Linked DNA regions of Mus musculus: region 2 is linked to region 1. The links are chromatin loops, found by intact Hi-C in ENCODE. Cell type or tissue: heart. All regions are shown on one strand. Each heading gives the region's core, and the rest is flanking DNA. Links, peaks and the distances in the headings are about the cores only.

Region 1 (10,918 bases), core at 1,698-9,697:
CCTCAGATCCCCTGCCATGCTGCTGTCTCTTTGTCCAGAATATTAATAATTCTTCTAATAAGTTTCTTACCCCCACCAAAAAATATCTATCCCAGTGTCTCTCTTCAACATGCATCCAAGACCTCTCAGTTACCAGTTTCTGAGTGAAACTGGGTCATTTTCTTTCCAGAATCATAGCCCCAGTGACAAAACTGTGAACTGATTATGCAGTGATGGAAAGGTTCCCCTTTGGCCAGAGAATAAGAAATCAGGAGAAAGTGTTCACAGACCAGCTTCCTGTCTGAGCAGAAGGCCAAACTGGAAATGCTATTAAGTAACAAGTAAGATGACTATCCAAGACTTCTTCAGGAAAAGAATAAACAGGTCTAAATAGAGTCCTCTATGGCTGAAACCAGTTTTATCCTATTCCACCCTTCTCTGTTTTCACAACTAAAGTCAAAATATGGAGTGTCTGTATGAATGGCTAGCACTTTGTCTACTAGCAGAAAAGACTGCCTTCCTGAGATGAAAGGCTATTTCCCTGATGGCACTTGTTCTCTGGGTTAAACAGAGTTTACCTATGTCACATAACAGGTTACCTATGTCACATAAAACTGTGATCAAATAAATTAAGGATTTTCTCTTCTCAATCTTCTTTTTTACTTTACTCAGCATCAGTTACTATATTAAGAATCTGAGCCGGGCGTGGTGGCACACGCCTTTAATCCCAGCACTTGGGAGGCAGAGGCAGGCGGATCTCTGAGTTCGAAGCCAGCCTGGTCTACAAAGTGAGTTCCAGGACAGCCAGGGCTATACAGAGAAACCCTGTCTCGAAAAACCAAAAAAAAAAAATCTGTTTTATTATTGTTCTGAGACCGGGGTCAGTAAATGTAGCTCAAGCTGCCCTGGAGGGTAGCTCTCCTGCCTAGGCTTCCCAAGTGCTGGGATCATAAGCATGCACACATGGCTTTAACATAAAGGTATTGTCGTTACTGTTGTTTTGTTGGGTTTCTTTTTTTATTTTGTGTGTATATGTGAGCACCTACATAGATGTATGCGTACCATGTGTATGTCTAGTGCCTGAGGACATCAGAAGAGGAAGGATATCAGTTTCCTGGAATTAGAATTATAAGTGGATATGAGCTACCATGTGAATACTAGGAACCAAACCAAACAGGTCTGTGACCTTTTTTTTAATCTTATTTTTAATGATGGTTCTTAAACTCTTTAACCTCCCTTTTAGCCCAATACTCACCAGAGGGAAAGAAAGGATATGGGGAAAGTAGACCTGTTTAGAAAGATTCTTTGGAGCAACTCCCGTCTGTGTTGTCTAGAAATCAGCAGTTCAGTTCACGTGTTAGCAGACAGCTCAATCCACTCGCAAACACTTCATGGATACACCAACAGTCCAGAGTAGGGATAGCAAACATGAATCAGCAGCGGTGACACAACCTAGCAGAGACAGCCAGGCCTCAGCCTCTGCACAAGTCAGCAAGAGGGACGGACCCCAGAAGAACACCAAAAGAAGTTCTCGGATGTGCCTCTCTCAGCAAAGCAAAGATCAGTGAGACCAACAAGCATTACATAGCCAGCTCTATAAGCACACCTAGCTCAGCCTCTGTCACTGTCTATTGGGTCCTATTTATACCCTCCAAACATCATGTGTCCTCCAGGGCTTGCCTCAGCACATGCATCTGTCTCAGCTGACATCACTCTGCCAATCAGCCTGAATCTGAAGAAGCGGCAAGAAACTGTAGCACACCACCAGAAATTTCTCTCTATGGAGTCCTGACAAATACAGCTCAACTACACAACATAAGGCAGACCAATACATGTATCATTTGCAAAGAATCCCTCATCATGTGTCCTTTCATGTGCCTGCTTTAGTGAACATCCTCTCTCCTGTGTCTGCTTCAGCTAAACATTCCTTCACGAGTCTCCCTTAGCCTTTCACGTATGTCCACTTCAGCTAAATGTTCCTTCACATATTTGCCCCAGAAAAACACCATCCAACCTTAAGTTTTCACTTCACCAGTCCTCTGAAAGAGCAGTAAGTGATTTTATCCTCTGGGCCATCTCTCCAGCCCTCTGGTTTGGTTTGGTTTGGTTTGGTTTGGTTTGGTTTGGTTTGGTTTGAGACAGGACTTTACTATGGATCTCAGAATGCTGGCATTGGACTTATGTTATTGTATACCCAAGGAGGGCCTCAAATTTGTAGTCATCCTCCTGCCTTAGCCTCCCAAGTACTGGGATTACAGGCATATAAACAACACCTAGTTTTTTCTATCAGCTTAAAAACCTCCCAAACTAGGATGCATTACAGTCTTTTAGGACACTACATAGAACATATTGACTAGGTTCCAAATACAATACTTTTAGGGGTAGGGATGTAGTTCAGTTGATAGAGTGTAGTTCATGAAGCCCTATAGGTCCCATTTCTAGCGATACATAAAACTAAATGTAGTGGCACACTACTGCGATCTCAACATGTATGAGGTGGAGGCAGGAGAATCAGAAGTTCAAAGGGGAGGGGAGGGAGAGAGGTAGGAATGAAGAAGAAAGAAAGTTAGCTACAGGTTTTCAATATTCCTTGAAGAATGCACGTGCGCGCACACACACAATGTTATTCAAGTTGTCTTTTAATGATACAAACATGAAATCTTTAAAAACAAAGATGGGGTTTTAAAAACACCAATACTTAATACGACAGCATTTAGCTAACTTCCCTGCCCTGTTCAATCTGGACAGAGCACAGTGGCTTTCTAAAGCTACATGTAGAATCTCACATATATTTTTGTTTGCCCAACCAAAATATCAACAAAAGTGAAATATTTAGAGGTTTGGTCTGAAGAGATTTCTCATTGATAAGAGTATGTATTGCCTTTTCAGAGGACCCAGGCTCAGTTCCCAGCACCCACATAACAGCTCAGAAACATCTGTAACTCCAGCTCGAGGGAATGCAACACCTTCTTCTGGCCTCCAAAAGCACCAAGTATAGACGTGGTGCACAGACATACACGCAGGCAAAACAGCCATGCACATAAAATAAAACAAATAAAATAAATTTAAAATTTAAAAATTAATAAAATTTATCTGTCAAATGTTGAAAATGTGGACTAGAGCCAGATATGCTGTCATATCCTATAATCCCAGCATTTAAGAAACAGAGACAGGGGGGCTGGAGAGATGGCTCAGCGGTTAAGAGCGCCGACTGCTCTTCCAAAGGTTCTGAGTTCAAATCCCAGCAACCACATGGTGGCTCACAACCATCCGTAATGAGATCTGGTGCCCTGTTCTGGAGTGTCTGAAGACAGCTACAGTGTATACAATAAATAAATAAATAAATAAATAAATAAATAAAAAGAAACAGAGACAGGAGAACATGGAGTTCAAGGTTATCTTTGCATGCACAGTAAGTGTGAGCCTTTTTGTGTTCACTTCACTCTGATTTCATTACATGTATTTAAAGTTAGTGTGCATGTGTGCAGATACAGGTGTCATAGTGAAGAGACACAAGGTAACCCACCCTTGTCTCTGTGCGCTGAGTCTCTCACTCCCTAGTCCCCATGCCAAGTTAAACAGCCAGCACTCCCACCTTGGTGCAGATGTCCCCTACCTTTGAAGGAGGCAGAAAATTAATGCCCTTGAAGTGATAAGGCTCCCATTCTTGAGCTATCAGAAAGAGGCAACCGAGTGTTCCCAGACAGCTATGGCCAGCTTGTAAAAATACACTAGCCTCTGATTACAGAATGAGTTATTTCTCCCCAGGTCAAAAAGATCCTTTTCCAGATGTATCAAACAAACATCAGTTTTGAAGGATAGCATTCCTTTACTGCCTATCATGTAATGCCAAGACTTGAATGCCCCAGCTTATGCATCTCATTCATATATATATATGTGAATATAATTTAACCATTTAATTGTATTTTTTCCAAGACAGGGTTTTTCTATGTAGCCCTGGTTGTCCTAGAACTCACTCTGTAGACCAGGCTAGCCTCAAACTCACAGAGATTCACCTGCCCCTGTCTCCAGAATACTGGGATTAAAGGCATGTGCCACCATCCCTAGCTTTAATTGTCCATTTTAAATGATAAAGGGCTGAGGTTTTGTGTCAGCCATAAGGCATATGTATGTCAAAAGCCATAAATTTAATTTTCAGAACACACACACACAAAGTCCTGGAGAAAATAGACTGAAAGTTTGTCCCATGAGTCATAAAAGACCTGGATCTCCACCTATAATCCCAGAACTAAGTAGGTATAAGCAAGAGGTCCAAGGACATCCTTGGAAACATAGTGAGTTAAAGAATATACGAAATTCCCATCTCAAAAAATATGTAGCAGGACTGGGTGTGTTAGCATACGCCTTTAATTCCATCATTCAGAAGGCATTTAATTCCATCATTCTGTACATTTGAGGCCAGCCTGGTCTACAGATGCCCTTGACCACAAGCATTGGAGAGTGCCTATGAGGAAGTACTCAGTCAATATGGAAACTACTGTATTCTTTTTTTTTTAATATTCATTTTGTTGTTGTTGCTGTTACTATTTTATCTTTACTTAATGTTTTATTTTAAAAATTAATTATTATTTGTGTGTGTGTGTGGAGGAGGAGGAGGAGGAAGAGGAGGAAGAGATCAGAGAGGTGCCAGATCCCCTGAAGCGGTTGTGAGCTGCCTTATGTGAGTGTAAGGAATCCAGCCCGGGTATCCTGCAAGAACAGTATGTGCCCTTAACCACTGAGTCATCTCTCCAGCTTCCTACAATTTTTGAAATTTTATTTTTTTTATATAAGTGGTTTCCCTACATGTACCACATGTGGTACGTGTACCACATGCATGCCTGGCGCCTGAGATGGTCAGAATAAGACATCAGATTCCCTGAGACAGGTTTCATGCAGCTAAGGCTGACCTCAAAGTTGCTAAGTGGCCGAGGATGCTTTAAACCCTTTATCCTCCTCTCCCGTCTCCACTTTCCAAGTGCTGAGATTACAAGTGTAACCAAATTGAAAACGCTATCATCTAACCAAAACAGTGCTTCTGTAAACTTTTCTGTATTTTGGAGCATTATGGAAGTGGGGTGGAGTTCCTGTAAGTAAGACCATTGGGTCAAAGGACAGGAATGCAGCTGCCTGAGACACAGATAGATCCAGCTTAAAAGGACTGGCCCAGCTGCCCTGGCACTGTAGGCGGTCAGGGGAAAAGGCTCAAACATGAGGGTCAGGAGCAATGTTCCAAACATCCCTTCACTGATTGATACATAAAACAGAACGCTCTCACGAAAGAACACTAAGCAGAAAGAAAGCAACCAAAGGCTCAGGTTTACCTCCGCATGTGCTTCTGAACCGTCCATGCTCTTAAAGAACACATATCAACCTTAAGTCATTATCTGTGTCCCCGCATCCATCCTCTTATGAGCCATGAAAGCTCTGATATCAAGTCACAATCGGAGCTTCAGCTCATCAAATATAGAAATAGATCGCTCACCTAAGAGGACGTGTGGAGGAAGTGGGAATGGGGGCTCTGGTGTTTTATGCCCGTAATTCCAACATTTGAGAGCCTGAAGCAGGTGAATCGCTCCAAGTTTGAGAACAGCCTGGGTTACATAGAGTTAAGCAAACATGAACTGTAAAGTGTATAGTACCTCAAAGTCTAGAAGGAGATTTCATCTTGAAGCAGTGACACTGTAGGAAGCTAGGCGGCTCAGCTTTAGCACAAGAGGAGTGCACAGCCACACTCGGCACCTCCCACCCAGCCTCTGGAGGAGAGGGAGGAGGCCGGTCTGGAGGTGGAGCCTCCGTGAGGACCTGCGGACCTACAGCACAGCCTATGGGCCTATGGCGGAGCGACGCCTGTGGGCTGTGGCCTTCTGCGGGCGGCCATTGTCGTGCCTGATAAGCTTTTCTACGTGACTCACTTGCTTCACCTAGCCGGCAGAGCGAGACAACTGGGTAACTCCCTGATCCGGTCTGCTTCTCCCTACACCCAGACAACATCCTTGGCCCGCCCAATCTCTGCCACCAGCCTCGAGCGGATCGACCTGAGCCCCGGGCCTAGCACCGGAGGGATCCGGGTGGAGAAGAATCATTGCTACGCTCCAGTCCTGGAGTCTGTTAGCCAGACTGTGAGGCGCAACGGATTCCTAAGGCTCTCCTGGCCAGGCAGGACTTCTCCCAGCACTCACGAGGAACTGAGCCTGGACTGGTGTTTGGAGGAACAAGTCATAACACCGATCGCTCCCAGCACAGACTTGCCACTGCCCCCACCCCCAAACCTACTCTCTCCTGTTTCATTCCCCCCAGAACCCACAGTTCCCAAACAGTGCACCTGCGGGAGATCTCAACCCAGCTGGAGAAGTGGACATGAGGTTGGCAGGTGGGTGGCTTCCACAGCGAACTGAAGAGAGGCCAGGTGTCCTAGTGCCTGTGTTAGGAGAGGCCTGGGTGGTCACTGGTTTGTTTATTTATTAATGGATGACTGTGCACAAGCACTCATTTTATGAGCAAATTCACCTCTGAGGACTTCAGCTTCCCAAACTATAAGGATTGATTTTATATAGAGAGATAGATATAGATAGATGTTGATAATATATATAATCAATATATATAAGTTAAGGATATATATATATATATATATATATAAAATCTCCAGAGATTGAATGGATGGAGAGGAGTGGATAGTAGAGATAGAGAGATGTAGCCAGAAGAGAACTGACTTAGGTGCCTTTGAGGTTGGGTATGATCTAAGTGGTAGCTCTGCTGTCAGCTGGACTACAAACATGAATGTGCCTTGGAGGGACTGTTTGGGGTGAGAGTAGAATTTGAAAACTGGTAAAGTAGCAGCTTTGTGGATAAGTCCAAATTGGACATTAAGGAACTGGCTGGGAGGATATGAGTTCAAGACAGATCTGGGCTGGAGGTGTAAGGTGTCATTGCTGCATGGTGAAATCTCCCATACAGTATGAAGATGGGAGAAGGCAGCCTGGAAAAGAACACCTTTTGAGGAGAGAGTAATGGAACACAATCTAACCAACAAAGGGAGTCCCAGAGAATGGGGTCAGGAGACAGTACTGTCCTGGAATCTAGTAGTGAAGTGTCAAGAAAGAGCAGTCAGACAATCAGAAATGTGACATCATAAAAGTCATAGGTGGTCTTGTTTGGAAGGTTATTTAGTTGGTGTTATGGGAGCACGACTAGATTGGAAGAATTTTGGGAGAGAGTTGGGGAGTGAGGTAATAGAAATCACAATGTAGATGACTTTTATGTGTATGCTGGGGGATGGAAACCAGGGTCTTATGCATGCTGAGCAAATGCTCTACCACAGAGCTATATCCCAAGCCAGAATATAAATTTTTAAAGAGTTTGGTGGAGAAGAGGAAGATGAAGAATCAAAGAATGAGATTTTTCTTTCAGGAGCTCTGTTTCATCTTTATCTTACTAAGTTAGGACCTGTTGATAATATGAGAGAAAGTGAGATAGAAAGAAGTCTTAGCACAATGTATCTGAGACAGGAGATATCTTGATGGATCCTGAAGCAGGTAGAAGGACTGGTCTTTACAAGGAGTATAGAGCTTCCAACAGAACAAGAGGAAAGGCAAAGCAGATGGGTGAACTGTAAATATTCTGATAATTTCAGAGGCAAGATGCTGAGGTTGGTGCTATGAAACCTTCCCAGAGCATGAGTTCTAAAAGGCACCTCCAAACCTGCTGGGGAGACCCAAACAGAGCAGCCTCAAGGTTTGAACTCACGTTCTTCCGTCTACTAGGAGGAAGTTCAAGCCTCTCTTTTGGGTCTGGTAGATATCGATTGGTCCCCCACCTCCCAATCGTACCATCACTTGTTCCCAAGTAGAAGGGGAGATCTGGTCATGTGAGGTAGTGGGTTATTGCAGATTTTGTTCACTGATGTCTAAGATAGTCCTGCTCTGTGTCTATCCTGCCTGCAGGCCCCCTGCGCATCGTGGCCCTAATCATCATTATGGGTCTCACCTGGATCCTAGTCACCATCCTCCTAGGTGGTCCTGGTGTTGGCCTTCCTCGAATTCAGCAGTTCTTCACCAGTGAGTGTGGGAATCCTCTTGATTCACTATAGAGGCGCCCAATATGGGTTATGGTGGTTGGGTTTCCCATTACCTTCATGGCAGGCTTCCTTTTGCCCTAGGTCTATCTTCTAACACAAATGCATCCTTGTTTCCACGAACCATCCTAGAGAACAACACTCCTAATTGTAACCAATAGAGTGGAAGTTGATAGAGTAAGAGTAAGGAGTGGAAAGGCCTCCATTGATTATTAATCATCTTCGACTTTCCGTTGAGCTCTGAGACACACAAGGGATCTTGCACTTTGTCACTGGTGCCAAGTCACCTAAGCACTATTTACAATTCCAATTCATCCTTTTCCTGAAGCAGGCAGTTTTATATCAGGGCATCATTGAAACTTGAGCGGGGAACATGCCAAGTATAGCCTGACTTGGCCCTGAGTCCCTGAGCCTGGTTGTTCTGCTGGAGGCTCCTGGAGGCCTCCCTGCTAACAGAAAAAACTCTCTACTTACAGGCCCAGAGAACTCAGTGACTGCAGGTAAGCCTCCTGTCCCTTCCCTATTCCCCCCGTACCTGTACTTCAGACTGCCTTTTGTGACACCCCTGCATGCTGTCAGCCAGCCCCACTAGGATCTCCATTCTCTGTCTGGCCTCTCCCAACTAACTATCATAGGCTTCTGGGCTGTAAACCTAATAAATGAGTTAGCCACCATCAGAAGATGAAAGGGGCAGGCATAGGAAAAAAACATTCCCATTCCAAACAAGAGACATTGGGATGAAGCAGGGGCTCATGGTCCTAAGCAAGTCCCAATCATAGCAGGGCAAGTTCTAGATGTCAAGGCCTAAGAAGAAATCTCTATATCATTCTCTAGGCCCACTGAAGTGACTGCATCCTCTGTTCCCTCTTTGGCCTCTTCATTCCTAGCTCTGTATTCAAAATCAACCTACCTACCTCCCACCCTTCCTTCCTTTCTCCCTCCTTTCTCTCTTCCCTCACTTCCTTCTTTCTTTCCTTCCTTTTGTCTTTCATTCCTTTGTTTCTTCCATCCTTGTATTCTCATCTCAGTTCTTCTCATAGGCTGACAATATTTCTGTTGGTATAAATCTCTAGCAAATTTTGCTGGCCTCTCATGCAGTTCCTGAAGGCCTAGGTTATAAGACAAGACAATCCTCCACAGATCCATTCTGTATAATCCTATCTCAAGTCCAGGCTTCTGAGAGGTAGGAGCACACACACAATCATGTGCTTCATTTCCTTAGCAAGTTCTTAGCGAGCCATCATCTCTGTGTTCTCTCTAAAGGATGCTTTTTTAAACGTTTTATAGTGCTGGGAATTAAACCCAGGACCTTACACATACCGAGCAAATACTCTATACAGAGCTATTTTTCTAGCCCATAAAATGTTTCCGGTTTTTTGACAGAGTTTTACTCTATAATACAAACTGACCTTGAACTTACTATGTAGCTCTCAAGCTCTATATTCCTCCTGTGTTACCCTATCAAATTCTGGAATTACGGGTTTGACATGCATTCTCAATTTTTCAATATAATTAGACTAACATTTTCTTTCTTTCCCTTCCCTTTGTGACAGGGCTTAATAAATGCAAGGCTATCATTAAAATCACTTTAAAACCAAGGGTAACCTTAAATTCCTGATCTTCCTGCCTCCATCTCCCAAGTGCTAGGATTACAAGCATATGTCTGGCTAGGCTGAGATTTTTCTATATATTTATGTCCTATTTCCTTCATGATTAATATTTTTCCCCAACTGTTCTCATTCTCATTTTACCATAAGCAGCAGCAAGGAAAAACCAGACCGTACCTTTAACACTGTGCTTGACAATTTCCTTTGCTAAATATTTTACAAGCTTTCTCTCCTACAAAACACCAGAACAATTGACACTTTATAACAAGGCTGAGCTTTCCTCCCACACCCAATAATGGCCTCTTCGACTTCCTTCTAAGGTCTCACCGAAAGATCTATAATATTCATCTTCCTAACAACACCTTGTTTAGGGATGTAAGTGAAAGATTCAACAGAAGAATTTTCATTGCTGTTTCTTTCTGAGCTTGCACCAGAAATATGTTTACTATCCATATTGCTAGATTTGTTTTAATATAGAGGCTTACTATACAGGCCAGAATAGACTTGAAATCATGATCCTTCTGCATCATCCTTCAAAGTTCTGGAATTACAGATATGCAGTACTGTACCTGGCTTCACTCTGTATTCCTACCAACAGGGTTTCGGGTTTTCTTTGTTTTTGTTTTTGTTTTTGTTTTTGTTTTAAGCAGTGCAGACTCTTTCTACTGTACACCTCAAAACTCTGTAGCTTTTGTCCACTCTACCCAGTTCTAAATCCATTTTCACATCCTTAGGTATTTGTGGTATTTGTTTATATAAACCCCCAATTCCTGGCACCAAAACCTATATTAGCTTCCTGAAGCTACACTAAGAAAAGCAGAATAAAGCAGGTGCCTTAAACAACCAAAATTTACTTTCTCACACTGTTTGGAACTGAGAGTGTGAATGGAAGTGTCAGCAGGGCTGTGTTCACTCTGAAAGCTCCAGGTCAGGGTCTTTCTGTGCCTCTGCAGATTCTAGAAGCCTTCTATGTGCCTTATCTTATAACTGCACCTTTTGCCTGTACTGTCTTTTGCCTGTACTGTCTCACAACATCTCCTGTATGCTTTTGTCTCATAAGGACACCAGTCACACTAAGTTAAGGGCTCAACATGCTCCATTATGACTTCATCATAACTTATCTATCTGTAAAGACCCTGTTTCCCAGCCACATTCTGAGGAACTGAGAGTTCCAACTCCAGTATAGTTTATAGGGTCATAATTCAAGCCATTACAGAGGTCATCTCCACCCTTACTCTGAAGAAATACAGAGGCTAGT
Region 2 (9,459 bases), core at 1-8,000, 110 kb after region 1:
AACCTACAAAGTCCTAGGCTTAGAGAAAAATGGTTTGTTTAAAAACAGAAACAAAGTATCCCAAACTCTGTTTGTTTCAGTCACATGTAATTAGATCTTTGCTTTCCTTGAAAATAATGTTCCATCTTCTAGTTTTTGTTCTATATTTTTACAATGCTGGGGATAGTACTCAGGGCTCTGTGCCAGTTAAGTAAAAACTATACCACTGTGTCACACTTCCAGCTCTCAGTTTCTCTGTATGTATGTGCACACACACAACTTTAATTTTTTTTTTTTGAGACAGGGTCTTGGTTTCTAGTTGGCCTCAAACTCATGGTAATTCACCTACCCCAACCTAACAAACCAAATACTGGGACTACAGGCATAATAACTAGCTTCTTTCTCTCTTTCTTTTTTTCTTTCTTTCTTTTCTAAGACAGGATTTTTCTTTGTAGTCTTGGCAATCTTGTAACTAGCTCTGTAGACCATACTAGCCTCAAACTCAAGAGATTCACCTGCCTCTGCCCAAGTGCTGGGATTAAGGTGTGTGCGACCATGACCAGCTTCTATATTATTATTTTTTTTTGATAAGATAGGGTATCATGCTAGGCTTAATCCCAGCACTCGGAAGGAAGAGACTGGAGGATGAGTTGCCTCATCTGGTCTATAGAGCTAGTTCCAGGATAGCCAAGACTACACAGACAAACTGTCTTTAAAACAACAACAACAATAACAAAGAGAGAAAGATTACCATGTAGTCCTATAGTTCTGGTCAGTCTGGAACTTGCTGTATAGACCAGGCTGGCCTCAATCCTTATGCCCCTGCTTACTGAGTGATGGGATGGGATTAGAGGCATATATCACCATGTTCATCTCAGATCCTTTTTTCTTTTTAATTTTTATGTTTTGCCCGCATGTATGTCTATGTAAGGGTGTAGGATCCCCTGGAACCGAATTACAGGCATGAGCTGCCATGTGACTGATGGGAATTGAACTCTGGTCCTTTGGAAGAGCAGGCAGTGCTCTTAACCACTGAGATAGTTCTCCAACCACTCAGATCGGCTTTTAACTGCAAGAAAGTCTAGAATCAGTTCAAGAAGAACAGAACTATCTGTATAGGCCATAGGTACAGTATATGCCTAAAATATACAAGCCTCTGTGTTCTATCCCTCAAACTGAAAACGAAAGAAAAAAGAAAAAAATGAAAGGGCTGGAGAGATGGCTCAGGAGTTCAGAGCACTGAACAAAGGCTCTTCCAAAGAGTCTGAGTCCAATTTCCAGCAACCACATGGTGGCTCACAGCCATCTGTAATGGGATCTGATGGCCTCTTCTGGTGTGTCTGAAAACAGGGTGCTCACACATAAAATTAATCTTTTTTTTTTTAAAGAATGAAAACAGATGCATACACACAAGACTTTTGAGTTTGCAGAGTAAAGGAGCTTAGAGTCAGGGACAGGTGTAAATTATCAGAATGCTGACATATCAGAGCAGGATCTGAGAGGAAATGGCACTGAGACTATATCATTCAACAAAATAATATAGTCTCTTCTGGAATGCTTAGAAAGGTGGAAATACAATCTTCTACCCTTCTGACATTCTCTAACCTTCTCTTCTCTTATTTTTAGACCACCCTTTCTTTCATTCTTTGCTTGAAAAGGAATCTACATACCCAGATGAAAGGGCAATGTGGATCTGAATCTTAAGTTTGCCACATGGTAGTCTATGACCTTGGACTTCTAAGCTTTGTCTAGAGAATCTGAGCCCTATCTAGAGAATGGGGTCAAGATGGCCCCTACACTAAGGGGTTTGTGAAAGGTACTGAGTGGTCAATCTGAGCCTCCTCATCTTACCACTGTTTGTTCTCCCAAAAACAAAACCCTTAGCCTTCTATACATGTACCCCACTGCCATTATAAAGTGGTAACACCACACTGTTCTCCCTGACAGGAGTGGTAGATTCAGAAGGGACTGCAAATACAGCTTCCTTGAATTCTCACACCAGAGTTTTGGACTGCAGAGATTCTAAGTGATCATCCCTCTTCCTATTCTCTGCCAACTATACTGCCATATCATGGCTCCCCTAAGTCCTTCTAAGACAGACGCATTGACCACCAGCTTCCTTGTCCCCAAGGGAGGCCTGGACATGCCTCCCAGAGGAGCAGCTCACCTCGACACACAGGCACACATTTGCCCAAGCTGAAGAAATGGGAGTGCAGCTCCTTGGTGAAGCAGATGTCTGCAGCTGCTGGGGTCCTAGAGCAGCAATAGACCCAATCATCCCTGCCTCCAAGACTTCCCATTGCTTGTCCCCAACTCTCCCCACCCAATATAATGCCTGCCATCACTGCCATACAGAATGAAGCTCCAAGAGAAGGCCCTAAGGAGCCCCACCCATGCCCTTCCTGGAAGGCTGGATGCCAACTCCTGAGCAGAGAAAGGCAAATCTGGGCAGAAATGGATGGGTCACTTCAAGGGGCCCATTCCTCCTCACCAACGCATCAACTTCAGGTTCCAGATGTGGCGGAGTTTTAGGATCCCTGTGAAAAAGTAAAGTCCTTGATGTGACATGGCTACTTCCACACTCCTTTTAAATTTCTGATATCCTGTCTAAATCACATTCCCTGGAGGAATCCTAAGGGGGACACACAAAACTTCCAGCAGTTAGGCAGTATATCCCCCAAACAAGGTAAAGTTTTTCAAAAGAGCCTGGTGGGAAGTCAATCTGTCTTTGGTGGGGGCCTGTTCTTGTTTTGCCTCCCTGAACCCAGCACACTGGCACCATACCCCAGAGATGAGGGTCATCCATGCAAGACTGGTGGTTGGAGACGGTGATAAGGGGGGTGGCAGGGCCTCGGTTCTCAATGAGCTCATACAGCACTTCCTTGTTGTGCACGGTGAGGTGGTTCATGTACTCTGGGAAGAGAAGTCAGTCCCAAGCTCTAGGTCATTTCCACCTGCCCGAGGCTTCTTACTGTGCCAGAAAAGCCCCTGCCATATTCCCAGTCCGAAAACCCCCAGCCAGGCCAGAGGCCTGTGAACAGACTCTGCCTTGGCCTTTTGCCACTCACTGGTCCAGAAGCAGCTGTAGGTGCCAACTAGGCCCATGACGACGCTGCTGGCTAGAGTCCAGGTGAGCCGGGGCACCGCGGGGAATGGCCACTTCACATGGAGGGGCATCTCCTCCGGCTCCGGCCCCGCCCCCGGAGCCCAGAGTTCCTCTTGCCCCAGGCCAGCCGATGTCCTCTACCACTCAGGAGAAGGATCTCCAACAGACTGGCAGAGGACTAGACTAAGGTCACCTGGTGGAACAGCTCAGCACCTCCCTAGCACTGTTCTCTGGATAGAGAAGAGCCGCTGCTCAGGCGACGAGACGGGACTGCTGTACAAAGCAATGCGCACTAGAAACCAAGTCTTGACGGCCTCACTCGACGAATCAGCCGGAAAGCAACTCGAGGAAGCGTCCTTGCCTGTTGTCGCAAAACATGCCTAGGTTGCTTGACGGCTGCCAGGGCGGGTCTACGCCAGCCTCGCTCCGGCCCCTCCCCCGTCAAGGTTTTGGCTCCAAACCGCCTTAAGCAGTGCTGCGTCTCTTTGATTCCATAATTCTAGTGTCTACAGGCGACATTAGCTACACAGCACCATTACCTGAAGCTACGCAAGTCGTAGGCTGGTGGAAACTTTTTACTTGTTCTCTTTCCCTGTCCCACCCGATGTGTATCCGGTTATGCATGCTTCTGAAGGCTCACACAGAGACCGGAAAAGGGCATCGGGTGTCCGCGTCTATTATTCTCTGCCTTTTATTGTACTATTTCTCCCAGTGATCTGGGGGTTGGGGCATTTGGTTATCTCCACGATAGAGCATTTGCCTAGTATTCATGTGGTACCAGAACTAACAAATTTCTGCCATGAGGCATTTTTCTAAACTGCCACTCCAGTGGGGACCTGAACAGGTCAGTCGCGCTACCCATCCTGTGCATAAGGTCCTTTGCTTTGGGTTTTCTGAGCAGTCGTCACACAGGCAAACTTAATTTGGGAGTGCGCACCAACATTGTGGTTCAGGGCCTGAGGACCCTGAGAGAAGACTGCCTCTGCTCTGCTCTTTGCTGCAGGGGAACTGGCCAAAGAATGAGCAAGCCTACCTCACCTTTTTCCCTAGGTCCAGGTAACTGTTCAATGATAGACTGCTGCTTCTTGGCACGGGTGATAGTAGGCATGTTTGCGACAACAAGCAAGGACGCTTCCTCGACTTGCTTTCAGGCGGATTCGTCGAGCAGAGGCCGCCAGCTCCCCAAGTTGCTATTCGCTTGGCAAAAGAAACACCCATCATGGGCGGGGTGGGCCAGCAGGTAGCCAGTTCTCAGGCACAGCCTACTGGACAGGGATGTGGAGCTCAGCCTTGCTTATGGCCCGCCCCTTTGGGTGGGTCTGGAAACCAGCTCCTGGGCTGAAGGGTGGCGCTCAGCCTTGCTACTTGGGACGGGAAAGTTGTGGAGCCGGCCCCTTTGGGTGTGTCTGGAAACCCGCGCCTCTTCTTCCCATTTCCCCCCCACACACACCCAACTGCGCGTCCTTACCCGCCTTGGCTGGAGCTGCGATTCTGTGGAGTGGAATGTTTTATTCGGTTCAACGCTGAGGCAGGCGTGGGGCCGACTTGGGCTGTGGAGGTATGAGAATCCTGCGGGTAGGGAAAGGGAGGAGGTTGTCTCTACTGGGGAGGAACTTCAGAAGGAAAGGGAATTTCAAGCTAAAGCTGTCTTTGGAAGACTAGGAAGCATTATGCTGAGGCCAGGAACAGTTATTCTTTCTGGTTCATCCTCAGAGTCCTAGTGGTCTCAGTCTCCAAATATAGCTTGGCCAGTGCAGAACTGCCCCAGTGCTCACATGTATTCCAAAACAGACACCCCAGTGCAAGGAGACCAAAATAAGTATGAGTGACAGAACAGGTGACCAGAGAGAAACAAATATCAAGGCCAGCTAGGAAGATACTGTGGCAGAAACACTAAGATGTGCAGAGTCAGGAAGACAGAACAAACCAGCCAGATAGGAAGAAACTAACAGAGAGGAGAAAGGGACAGCATGACTAAGAAAAACAAGCAGACAGAAGCAGAGGGCCCCAGGCTTCAAGAATGTGACATGTACAGAGAACATGGTAAAGCGCTGAGCTCAAAAGATATGGTAAGGCAGAGGTGAGTCTGAGACAAAGATAAACCTGAGACAGATGCTCTGAGGGGCTCCAGGGCACTCAGGAAAGTTGAAGCCAGCCTGGGACTACATAGTGAGTTCCAGGCCAGCCTTGGTTATAAACTGAGACACACCCACGTTTTATTAATATTAATATATATAAAGATATAAAGATGGCTGGTGTAATGGCTTAACAGATAAGGATATTTACTGCCAAACATGATCGCTTGAGTTTGATCCCTTTTGGTAGAAGGAAAAAACATGCTTGACTTAGACCCATGCATATGTGCATACATACACAAACACACACAAATAGATGTGGAAAAATAAAACAATTAAGAAAAATAAAAGAAATTCCTGAAGAGGTTCATGCTTTAGTTTCTAATATGGATAGGACAAACTGGACCTTCCTGAATCTGGGACTGTCTATGCCCTAGCTAGCAATAGGTGCTATATAGAAAATAGTATGTAGCAGTTTCTTTGTTTGTTTGAGACAGGGTTTCTCCATGTATCCCTGACTATCCTAGAACTCACTCTGTAGACCAGCTAGCCTGGAACTCAGAGATCCACCTGCCTCTGCCTTCAAAGCACTGGGACTAAAGGTGTGCGCCACCACCCAGCAGTACTCAATTAACTTAAAAGAATAAGGGTTGACCTCATCCCCATTGTTAGTGAAAATGTAAAATGGCACAAAAGCTATGGAAAAATTTGGTGTACCTTAAAAAATTAAAAATAAAATTTTCATGAATTAGCTGATCTGCTTCAGGAAACTAAGGTGCTCAAAATTTTCAAAATTGCTAAACTGGAGTGTGATTCAGTTGGTACAGTGCTTACCCAATTATGAGGCTTACATCGTATAGCCCTCCCTACATAGTCAATATATGAGGCCCTGGATTTCATCTCCAGCACTGCATAAACCAGGCTTGGTGGTATACATCTGTCATTCCAGTTTGGGTGAGGTAGAGGCAGGAGGATCAGAAGTTTAAGGTCAGTTTGACACACACACACACACACACACACACACACAAATCACTACAGGGTTACAGTTATAGCTTAGTGGTAGAGCACATCTTTAGCATATATAAGGCCCCATCTTCAATCCCTAGTACCACACATTAAAAATAAAGTAATTAAATAAATAAATACAAGAATTCAAGTAGTGGGTGTACCCCAATGCTGATGGACAAAGTGTTTCTGAGTATACACTGGAATATTAATCATCCTTAAGAAGGAAGAAGACAGCCGGGCATGATGGTGCACGCCTTTTATCCCAGCACTTGGGAGACAGAGGCACATGGGTCTCTGAGTTCAAGGCCAGAATGGTCTATAGAGTGAGTTCCAGGACAGCTGGGGGATACACAGAGAAACCCTGTCTTGGAGAAAAAAAAGAAGAAGAAGAAGAAGAGAGGCTGGAGAGGTCACTCAGCAGTGTTTACCACTCTTGTAGAGGATCTGAGTTTGGTTCCTAGTGCCTGCATTGGGTTGCTCACAACTTCTAACTGCAGCTTAAGAGGGATCTCATATGTCTGGTCCTTGAGGGTACCTTCACTCATATGAACATACCCACTTACAGACATATACATAACTGAATGTGAAATACATCTTTTTAAATAATGGAAAAGAATTTCTGAACTGACAAGATATGTCAGTGGGCCTGCGTGGCCTCCTTGGGCATCTGCATGTGCATATACCTCCACATACATACACATAATTAAAAATAAAACCATCCGTAATGAGATCTGACTCTCTCTTCTGGAGTGTCTGAGGACAGCTACAGTGTACTTACATATAATAAATAAATAAATAAATAAATAAATAAATAAATATCTTTAAAAAAAACCTAAGAGAGATTAAGGCTTTTTAAAAAAGAAGATAATTTTGACATGTTATACAACAAGAATAAACCATGAGGACATGGTATTAAATAATAAGACAGTCTCACAAAGACAACTATGTTGTTCTACTTTAGTGATGCCATTAGTGTTGACAAATGTAGAAGCAGAGGTACAATGGTGCTTGTAGGGTTTTTTTCCTGAGTATCACAAAAGTTTACTTAGCAAGAAGTTTCATATAACAATGTGTATGACCTGGCTCTTTCTGAACTCTTCTACTGAAGAACTATGGTTTTGATGCTTTACAAGGCTTCTAACATGATGATGCTATTTCCTGTTATCCATCCAATATTATTCTGCTGCCCACTAATTGCCATCTTCACATATTTGTCAGTCACAAGATTCATAAAGGGATCAAAGCCCTGCAATATTCCTTGTATATATCTGCCTCCATTTAACTTCAATGATAACTTATTTTCCATAAATGTCTTCAGTTCTAGCGAGTGGGCCTTGCACATGGTCACTGTGCTTGTTGTGTTTTGAAGCAGGGTATCACGATATAACTGAAGAATACCTCAAACTTATGATCTCATTGCCTTCACCTCCCAGATGCTGGAATTACAGAAGTATGCCTCCACACCTAGACTTGTTTTTGGTTTTTGAAAGACAGTCTCAGGACTGGGGAGTAGCTAGTGGCAGAGTGCTTCTCTACCATACCTAGAAAGATAAAGACTGTAAGTTCAAGCCTCAGCAGTGAAAAGGAGAAAGGGAGGGAGGGAGGGACGGAGGGAGGGAGGGAGGGAGATAGATTGATATTGGCTCTGTGGGTTTGGTGGCATATACCTATAATCCCAGTACTTGGATGGTGGAAGGAATCTCAAGGGTTCCTGAGGTCATCCTAAGCTACATAGACAAGTTTGAGACCAGACTGGGATACATCAGTCCTTGTCTCAAAAGGGGAAGTATAAGTAAAAAACACAGTAAAGAATGAGTCATCCAGGCTTGGTGATTATGAACTCGTGATCCTATTACTCAGGAGGCTGACAGGAGGATTGCTCCAAGTTTGGGACCTGTGCTTTACTACAGAGCAAGACTGTCTTTCAAAAACTCACGCAGAGGTCCTGGGGGGAAGTCAGTAAAAAACGTGCACATAAAAAAACAGGCGCCGGGGTGGTGGCGCATGCCTTTAATCCCAGCACTCGGGAGGCAGAGGCAGGCGGATTTCTGAGTTTGAGGCCAGCCTGGTCTACAGAGTGAGTTCCAGGACAGCCAGGGCTATAAAGAGAAACCCTGTCTCAAAAAACCAAAAAAAAAAAAAAAAAAACAAAAACAAAAAAAAACAAAAAACAAAAAACAAAAACAAAAAAAAAAACCAGGCATGGTAAAATGTTCTTGTAATTACAGCACTAGGGAGGCAGAGACAATTGGACCCCTACGGCTCAATAGCTAGCCAAATTTCATGAGTTCCAATCCAGTGACACCAACCAGGGTGGATGGCTCCTGGGGTTGACCTCTGACCTCCAAATGTGCACACACATAAATGCATATACACTCACAAGCACCCATATGCTTATACAATGCATACATATATACATTGAAAAAATAGGCTGAAAGGTAAAAAAACATAGACAGATTTTGTTGCTGGAGCTGACCCCATGTGAACTCCTGGCCATAATCTTGGCAAAGAAGGTATACTCACTGAGTACACAATTTCACCTGGGGAAGATGAAAAAGCTCTGCCGATCTAGGATGGTAACATTTGTGCTTCTGGCTATTGAGTTCTTAAAAGTCTGAGATGGTTTTATGCCACACCACATGTATTTTATTAGGTGGTCAAGCTCTGTGTACAGAAGTTGAAATACGTTCCAGGAAGAGATTCAAGAAATGTTCAGGGCCAACAGCAGGGAGAATACTAATTAGCTGAGATCAGCTGCAGTGCCAATGCCCTTTGGACAACCTGGATTCCTTTGGAGGGTTCCTGATGCACACATAGCAATGCGTGGCCTTGTTATGGCTCCCCTGCTCATTCTCCTGGTTGGTGGGACTGAAGCCTTTCGTATCTGTGCCTTCAATGCCCACAGACTGACACTGGCCAAGCTAACCAAGGAGTCAGTGATGGATACCTTAGTTCAGGTAAGTTCATTGTTGCAGAAATTTGTGTCCATAGGACCTTGACTAAAAACTCCCCATCCTGCCTGACCATAAAGGAGGGGACATCTGGAAAAGTGAATGTACAGATGTGAAGAGTCTTTCAACCATCATTTAATTACCAACTTCCTCCTCTAAAAATGGGTAAGGTATAATGGAATGATGTTGTTTGTTTCCTGAGTTTCTCCTTGTCTCACTGCTGTCTGCAGCCACTCTGGTACCAATCTTTACATAAAGCTCCTCCATGTTGACAGCTCTGAATTGAGCTGGTATCCCTCATTCCCTGCAGATCCTAGCCCGATGTGATATCATGGTGCTT

What was found. Hi-C counts contacts between places; a loop is a spot of excess contacts. Peaks named below come from ENCODE experiments on the same cell type or tissue, not always from the same donor. Only the 100,000 strongest peaks of a DNase experiment are listed, where the experiment ranks them.
Region 2: a loop joins it to region 1, with 1.9 times the contacts of the local background. A loop is called at or near these places in 1 of 42 quality-filtered maps.

Annotation. Positions count from the first base shown.
Region 1 is chrX:74,388,109-74,399,026 of GRCm38, reverse strand. Fam3a (family with sequence similarity 3, member A) reads left to right here and starts at 5,753. Exons shown (of 9, transcript NM_025473.4): 1 at 5,753-6,352; 2 at 7,923-8,036; 3 at 8,530-8,553. The coding sequence starts at 6,340. It also overlaps a transcript of Ikbkg not described here. In heart, for the core only: a CTCF peak has its summit at 5,696; a DNase peak (open chromatin) is centred at 5,786; H3K4me3 peaks cover 1,488 bases; H3K27ac peaks cover 1,331 bases.
Region 2 is chrX:74,276,705-74,286,163 of GRCm38, reverse strand. Dnase1l1 (deoxyribonuclease 1-like 1) reads left to right here and starts at 4,538. Exons shown (of 8, transcript NM_027109.3): 1 at 4,538-4,643; 2 at 8,822-9,125; 3 at 9,430-9,459. The coding sequence starts at 8,988. Taz (tafazzin) reads right to left here and starts at 3,446. Exons shown (of 10, transcript NM_181516.6): 1 at 3,048-3,446; 2 at 2,764-2,892; 3 at 2,471-2,516; 4 at 2,147-2,232. The coding sequence starts at 3,156. It also overlaps the pseudogene Gm14846. In heart, for the core only: a CTCF peak has its summit at 4,352; DNase peaks (open chromatin) are centred at 3,453 and 4,403; H3K4me3 peaks cover 2,967 bases; H3K27ac peaks cover 2,552 bases.